Regions from separate parts of the Homo sapiens genome. Here region 2 is linked to region 1. A link is a contact called in ENCODE Hi-C or POLR2A ChIA-PET data. All regions are on one chromosome and are shown on one strand. The core of a region is the stretch at or near the end of the contact, and the rest is flanking DNA. Distances in the headings are between cores, read along the strand shown. Region 1 overlaps LOC105378927 (a long non-coding RNA gene). Region 2 has its middle 76 kb from the start of TENT5C.

What was found. A loop is a pair of places that touch in the nucleus more often than their neighbours do. ChIA-PET counts read pairs that join two places held with the same protein, here RNA polymerase II (POLR2A).
Region 2: a loop to region 1 is called in a map of ovary, with 5 times the contacts of the local background. The contact joins two enhancer-like sites. A Hi-C loop is called at or near these places in 1 of 168 maps with a recorded cell type or tissue (ovary). POLR2A ChIA-PET finds 5 or more read pairs at or near these places in 2 of 52 experiments (A673 and activated naive CD4-positive, alpha-beta T cell).

The regions. Positions count from the first base shown.
Region 1 is chr1:116,885,354-116,888,632 of GRCh38, reverse strand. LOC105378927 (a long non-coding RNA gene) reads right to left here. Exons shown (of 3, transcript XR_001737804.2): 3 at 2,835-3,279. Among named protein-coding and RNA genes, the nearest start is that of PTGFRN, 23 kb to the left of the region's middle. Within about 2 kb of position 1,957, at least 2 of the 41 ENCODE cell types and tissues checked have a DNase peak (open chromatin) inside an H3K27ac peak, as active enhancers do.
Region 2 is chr1:117,680,031-117,683,797 of GRCh38, reverse strand. No RefSeq gene overlaps it. Among named protein-coding and RNA genes, the nearest start is that of TENT5C, 76 kb to the right of the region's middle. Within about 2 kb of position 1,362, at least 8 of the 41 ENCODE cell types and tissues checked have a DNase peak (open chromatin) inside an H3K27ac peak, as active enhancers do.

The sequences.
Region 1 (3,279 bases), core at 708-3,207:
ATGCAATTGTGATTTCCAGTTTCAGGGTATGGTTGCATCAAGCCTCTTACACATGGACATGGTACATCTGCATGTATTCCACAAGGATAGATCAACTCTGGAAGAGTGGTTTTAAATTGACCACTTACAGGTGCTGTGTCCTGGGAGAGAAACCAATGTTCACATGACTGGGGGGAATTAAGTGGAGTCATTCAGATTTATATCCATGGTGTTCTGGCACCCTGGGCAGTTGTTTGTCTGGATCCTCTTAATCCAGCTTGGACTGAAATTCAGATGCATCAAGGCATATCTGGAGGATTAAAGGGGCAGGCCACCAGAGACTACTTACATGGAGGGCCAAGAAGAGTTGGAGAAGAGGCTATTGGAAAAGGAGTCATCCTAAAGAAAGAGTCAGATGCAGAAACTTGTCCCAGTACCTCTTGTTCTCTAGTGAGAGTTCTTCCTGCCCCAGGACAACAGTAGGGGCTGCTGGAAAATTTCCTGACCCCCTCCCCTTCCCCTTATCCCTGCAGAACATTTGAGTTGACCCAAAATGGTGGCTCCAGCACTGAGCACTAGTTCCATCTTCCCGGTTGCAGGCACCAGCAGTAAGCCATGATGGGACTGATGGAAACCAAAGAAGGAGGGGAGGGGAAAGGAGGACCACAGGGCAGCTGAAAGGGCTTGTTCATGAGCATGCACAAATCTTCCTAGGGTCTTAAGTAGGAGAGATTGAGGCTGACTTGGGCACCAGCAACAGTGGTCTGAGGGTGATTCCGTTTATAATTTAAAGCTTGTTTGTTCTGATAGAATAAGCAATAAGCCAGGAGTCATGACCTCTGCTCTTTCCTAGTTGGGTGACTGTTGGCAAGCCAGCGACCTCTGAGCATTTGTTTCTTCATTTATAAAACAGAGCATTAATAACTGCCTAACCTCCCTGTATTCAGCCATTCTTGCATCGCTATAAAGAAATACCTGAGATTGGGTAAGTTATAAAGAAAAGAGGTTTAATTGACTCATGTCATGGTTCTGCAGCCTGTACAGAAAGCCCTGGGGCATCTGCTTCTAGGGAGGCCTCAGGTAGCTTTTACTCATGGCAGAAGGAAGCTTGTGTGACTTGTGGCCAAAGCAGGAGCAAGAGAGAGAGTTGAGGGGAGGTGCCACACACTCTCTAACAGCCAGATCTCATGTGAACTGAGTGAGAGCTCATTTATCACCAACGGGATGGCCGAAACCATTCATGAGAAATCCACCCCCATGACCCACACACTTCCCACCAGGCCCCACCTCCAACATTGGGGATTACATTTCAACATGGGATTTGGGTGGGGACAAATATCCAAATTACATCATGAGAGTATTGAGTTTCATGTGATATAAAGTATTTGAAAGCGTTTTGTTAACTATAAGTGAAAGTAAGGTGTTATTATTTTAGCCTGAAGAAATGTCAACTCCCAAGGTCAGAGCTAGGCGAAAGGGGCTGTAGACAAAGATGAGAGTGACAACTAGGAAGCTCCTATTAGAGACTTTACATTTGTTCCAAGAGAGCTAATAAACAATGTGGCAACAGGTGATTTGCACAGCAGCATGAGTGAACGGTGCCCCGCTGGAGCTGTGAAACATGGCAGCTCAGGTTCTTTGGACCCCAAGTTTCTTCATATTGTACTAAAACTTGATTGTGTGTTTGAATCACCTATACTAGAACACACTGTGTGGGACTATCAGTGGGGGTATCTGTTGTGGAGAAAGAATCTAAGGAAGGCTTAGAAATGATGGGCATAGTCTGCGAGTAGATACATCCACCTCCATATTACCCTGAGTGGTGGCAGAAAAAAATTTAACCTAAGCTCTCCCAGACCATCATGTCATATCCTGTCTAGAAGGAGGCTTTCCCAGGCAGGGAGGAAACCCACTCAGCATTCTGAAGTTTATTGCCATGATGTCATAGTCTTGGGATTTTCAATAATAGACAAGCAACTCACCAAGAAACACAGGTTATGGCATGCAGTGCTCCAACAGGTTCTGGCAATGCAAACCAATGTGGAGCCTTGGGTATCAGAAAGGCCTCTGTGGGAAATTAAAATGGCCTTGGTTATGTTAGAAACTGCTGTTAGCCTCACCCTGGTGGATCCTATCACAATGGAAATTTGGAATGTTTTCCCAGCCTAAATGTGGTGTGCTTTCCTTGGAAAGGAATACTACAGAATGCTGTGCTGATCACATTTAGACAAAAAGCATTGCAGATATTTCCTTGTTCCATACAGAAAGCCTTAGCAGTTAAATCTGAAAATGCAGTCTTGGCAGGCACTGCTGGGGTTCCTGGAAAGCCATTCAGTGCAGACACCTGGGACCAGATCCTAGGAGTAGCAGCGAGGTATTCCCTTATTCTGCTGGCCAGTGACAGCTGCTTTGTGGTTCATCCCCCAGGGTCCTAAATGGTTCAGTTTTAATCAAACAATCCTCAGTCATCAAAGTTCCTTTAAGCCCTACATTTCTGAGTCTGTCATCAAATATTCATTGAGCAACTAAGTAATCAAGGCACAATCCTTGGTACTGTAGAATGGATATGGTTCCTTCTTCCCATCCCCCTGTCATCCCCAGAGCTTATCTATTTGAAAGGTCAGTGAAAAAGCTAGGTAACTATATTCTCATTTATTTACCATCTTCTGTTAACACATTGCAAGCACATTATTTTTCCAGTTAACTGAAGCTTATTCCATTGAAGTGCCAAGATTTTATTTGAATCTGTTTTGATGGAAATATTTTCAAAATGTACTAAACAGCTGTTTTCTTCCAGTGATTGTACAGAACATTGTTACCTTGAATATTCTAGGGTTACTATTTATTTGCAACAATTTATTCAAAAAGTATTTATTGAGTGACTGTTATTGGTTGGGTACTCCTAACTACTAGGAAAACAGTGGTGAAGATTATATAAATCCTGCCCTCCAGGAGCTTCCAGGTAATGAAGGAGACAGAGAAATTAGCAGGCAATTGTCCTATGGCAAACCACTGCCATGATAGGGTAAACAGAGAGGAACATTTTCTATAAAACCTCCAGGTCAGAAAATGACTCCAAAGGGGTGCCCTGCAGGATGAGGACTGGAGTACCAGTAAAAATTAGTTGAAATGAGAATGAGGAAGTTGAAGGGAATACTCTGGAAAGAGGGAATTGTAAAAGCAGACATCGGCAGGCAACATGGAGCTTGAGGGAAAATGCAGAGAAGACTAGGGCAGGGTGCAGGGTTGTGGGTGTCCTGTGGCGGTTTGTGCAGGGCAGTTGGTGCAGACACGGCTTGG
Region 2 (3,767 bases), core at 113-2,612, 800 kb before region 1:
TGTGTCAAATGTGCGGCTGGAAGCTGTGAGAATGCAGAGGAGGCAGCTGCGCCCTCTCTGAGGTATGCTGTTTACTGGGGTGACAAAGAAGCAAATCAGAGCCAAGTTGCGTAGGGTTGTTTGAAGGAAGGGAGTCCCCGAGGGGCCTGCCAGGTGGACAGGTTGGAGCAGAGAGTTCCTCCTAAAACAGGAAGGACCATCAAGTCATCACAGTGTTCAGCCCTGGTATTGGCTGCCCCACATGCAGGAAGTGCCCTAGAGCCCAAAAGTGCCTCAGCAGTGTCCAGTTCTTCATCCACCCAGGCTGAGGTAGAAGGAGTCCTGTTTTTGGCAACCTCCAAGTTAACTTTCTTCTACCTGTGAAGTTTCATCATTCCTTGGAACAACAGACGAACTTGCCTTCTCCAAACTCTGCATCTCACTGAGCCTCTATATTTGCAAGTGGGTGCCACCAGCTTCTCTGTGCACAGTGGTTAAGATCTTGCTTGGGCCCTCAAGTCAGACATATTTGGGTTAAGATTCACTTCCTGGCTGTGTGGACCTCACAGAATTTACTGTCTCTTCTGGAGTCTTTGTTCCCTTGTCAGTAAAATGGAGTGCTGTCTAACTCAGGGGATTGCTGGAAGGATGAACTGAGGACAACCAAGCGGAGAACCACACACATTGTGTTAGCACGGAGTATTCAATTGGATGTTCTACCAAGAAATGGCATGGAGAAGTGCTTTGCAAGCTAGACTGACCAATTCAATTTATTTATTATGATTTTTGTTACTTGTAAGCTCCACAAGAGCAAGGATTTTTGTCTGTTTTGACCACAGTTATACCGCAGAGCCTAAACAGTGACTGGCATATAGCAGGCACTCAGTAATATGTGGAATAGATGAATGAATGCTAGCTAGCCCAAGAAGAGGTATACAACCTGAGAAGTCAGCAGGCAGAAAATGCACTCCCCCTTTATCTGGCCAGGACTGGAAGCAGCTGCTGCTCCACATGGAGCGGCCCCCAGCCCCCAAAAGCCTGCCAGCTTGTGGAGTGAGGGTGTAACCCTGGCAGCTTCTCTGGAGCTCAGTTCTCCCCACCCCCCCAAGACCTGACTCTTCCAGAACTCTCTGTAGCCTAGCTGCAGGCTGGATGGCACGTGCATGTCGCTGCTACATCTGAGCTGGTCCCAGGCACCACCTCCAGGTCAGGGCTATTTTAGATCTCAGGGTGTCAGAAACATAAAAGGACCAGTCTTGGAAGCTGTGGCTGAGACATGGGCAGAGAGTGCTGGATTCTCTCCCCACATCTAAGCTAGAGCCTGAAATAGTGGAAAGATCTCAGAATAGCTCCTGGCTTCACCACAACTCCAGGCTGGAGCATAACACACACCAGAGAGAGGCCAAATACGCAGCTTACACAGGCAGCTCGGGGCATGGGAAAGTCCTCTGGATGAAAAAAATGAAAGTCACGGTATAAAACCCAGGACTGTCCTTGTTCAGGGAAGAGTGGCAGCATCTTCCGAGGATCCAGTGATAGGGCCAATGAATGGTGACTGGTGTAGGCAAGGTCATGGAGCCAGCAGTGTGGCCATAGCTAGTTGCGGTTAGCCCTGGAGAGCCCTAGAATGGAAGCTTGTAAACATCCAGGGGGTTTCAAAAGCATTTGACTCAACAAGGACGTGACCTGCCATGGCCCTGAGGAGGGCACCAGGGCCTTATAATCATCAAAAGCCTCATGTGCCAGGCATTGGGTTGTGCATCTTAAAAACCTTATCTTATTTTGTTCTCACCGTAAGTCTGAGCAAAAGGCACTATTACTTTCACTTTAGTGGTAAGAGAGACCCAGAAGCATTAAGAAACATGGCTCAATGAGTAAGTGGTAGAACTTGGATTTGAATGCTGGTCTGTGTGATTCCAAACAGCATTTTAGCAGGGTCTTTATGAAAGGGTAGGATTTTGCTATCTTGAGAGGGGACATGTAGTGAAGAGCCTATGATTCCAGCCCTTAGGTATTTGAAAAGAGCCTCCTGAAGCTACTGTGAATGCTGGTGACGTTACCAGGGCCGAGGCCAACAGTTTAACATGGGCAGAGATGGGGGCTGGAGAATCCTGAGCTCTCCAGATGGCCTTGCAGTCCAAAGCCTGCTCCTGGGGCAGGCATCCCGTCTCCAGCTTCGGAGGGAGCCCAGGGGCAGCCCACCTCCTGTGGGCCCACTCCATTTGCTGCTCCTGCCTTGGGAGTCCCAATCACTGACTCTGAGAGGGGCTACATCCCCCCTCCCAGGGTCTGAGACTCCTCCTCAAGGACTGACACTGTGCCACTTTTCAACAATAGCCATGGTACCTGTAGAAGTGGCTGTGGGAGGCAAAGAAGGAGGAGCATGTGAGATAAAGAACTCAGACTTAACCAAGACCTAAGTTACCTCACCCACATTCTCATCCTGTTGCCCAAGACGCTCAGCCCAGCCATGTCAAGATTCCCTGTTGCTATCCTCTCTCCCCTTCCCGTCTTAGGCACTGACTGACACGCCTCTAGAACTATGCTGGGTAGGTAGATACTAGCAACTGTGTGGTTGAGGAGGAGGCCACCATGAGGGAGCAGTGTGGAGCAAAATCCCCACCTGCCATCTCACAAAGAGCTTTTCTTTTTCTCCTCCAAAGTCCCGGGACAAAACAGCCACCCGTAAACATATTCTAAGGGATCCATGAGCTTTTCATGGAGAATCTTTATATTCATTGTTCTCATTACTATGCTAAGTTAAAGTATAAACATTATCTGAATTCCAGATGACATCTTACAATTCAGGACTGCACTTCAAACCTGTCCTTGGCATTTGGCAATAAGTAGCAGCACTTTCATTGGCATGAACAACTGAGTAAAGCACAGGGGCAGATGCAATACAGAAATAATGAGTTTGTTCCATGTGAAGGCCACGTGATATTACTGTACCGCACTTTTGCAGTTACTAAAATGGAGCTGACTAGTACATAGTATGTGGCGAGCTGGATGCTGAAGAACTTGAACTATGGCCGTCATTTTATGAGAGGCAATCATCTTTCAGCGAAACCACCTCCTTCATTAAGTTAGATTAGAGACTCTTAACTTTATTGTTGTGATCGTTGGATGATATTTAATCTGTATATTTATTTTAGTCTTAGAGTTATATGGTTTAGGAATTTACACCTAGTTTTATATATGTACATATTTAATTATAAAAATAACGTAAGTCAACACTGATGGCTTGTGAGCACTTTTTTCTAGTAACTTACGTTACAGATGTGATCACCCTGAAGCCTGGGTAAGGCATCCTCAGCATTTAGAGAAGGGAATGAATGAGCAGGAAGGGCAGGGTGTGAAGAGCAAATATACATGTCCCCTTTGGAGAGGTGAAAGCAGAGGATGCCATGGGAAGGATTCTGGACTTAGAACCGAAGGAATGGGTCTAGTTTGGGTTTGGCCATTTTGTAGCTGCCATGTCACTTCTCTGGGCCATGGTTGCCTTTGCATGTCTGCTTCTGCTTCCACAGTTCAGCTGCAAACTGCTTAGCAATCTTCCTGTCACCCTTGCACCTCAGTTTATCTGCTTCCCTGAGATGGAGGGGTCAGGGGCCGGTGGGGGACAAGAGGGTGTTCTAATCAGGAAATAGCCTTGGCCCTCACAGTCCCACCCAAGGTGTCTGGCTGGTGCCAGCCCCCAGCACACTCCTCCATTTAAGCTATTGGTCACTCTCCAACCAGTCCATAATAGACACCAGGGGCAATTAAGCACCAACCCACGGCAGGCC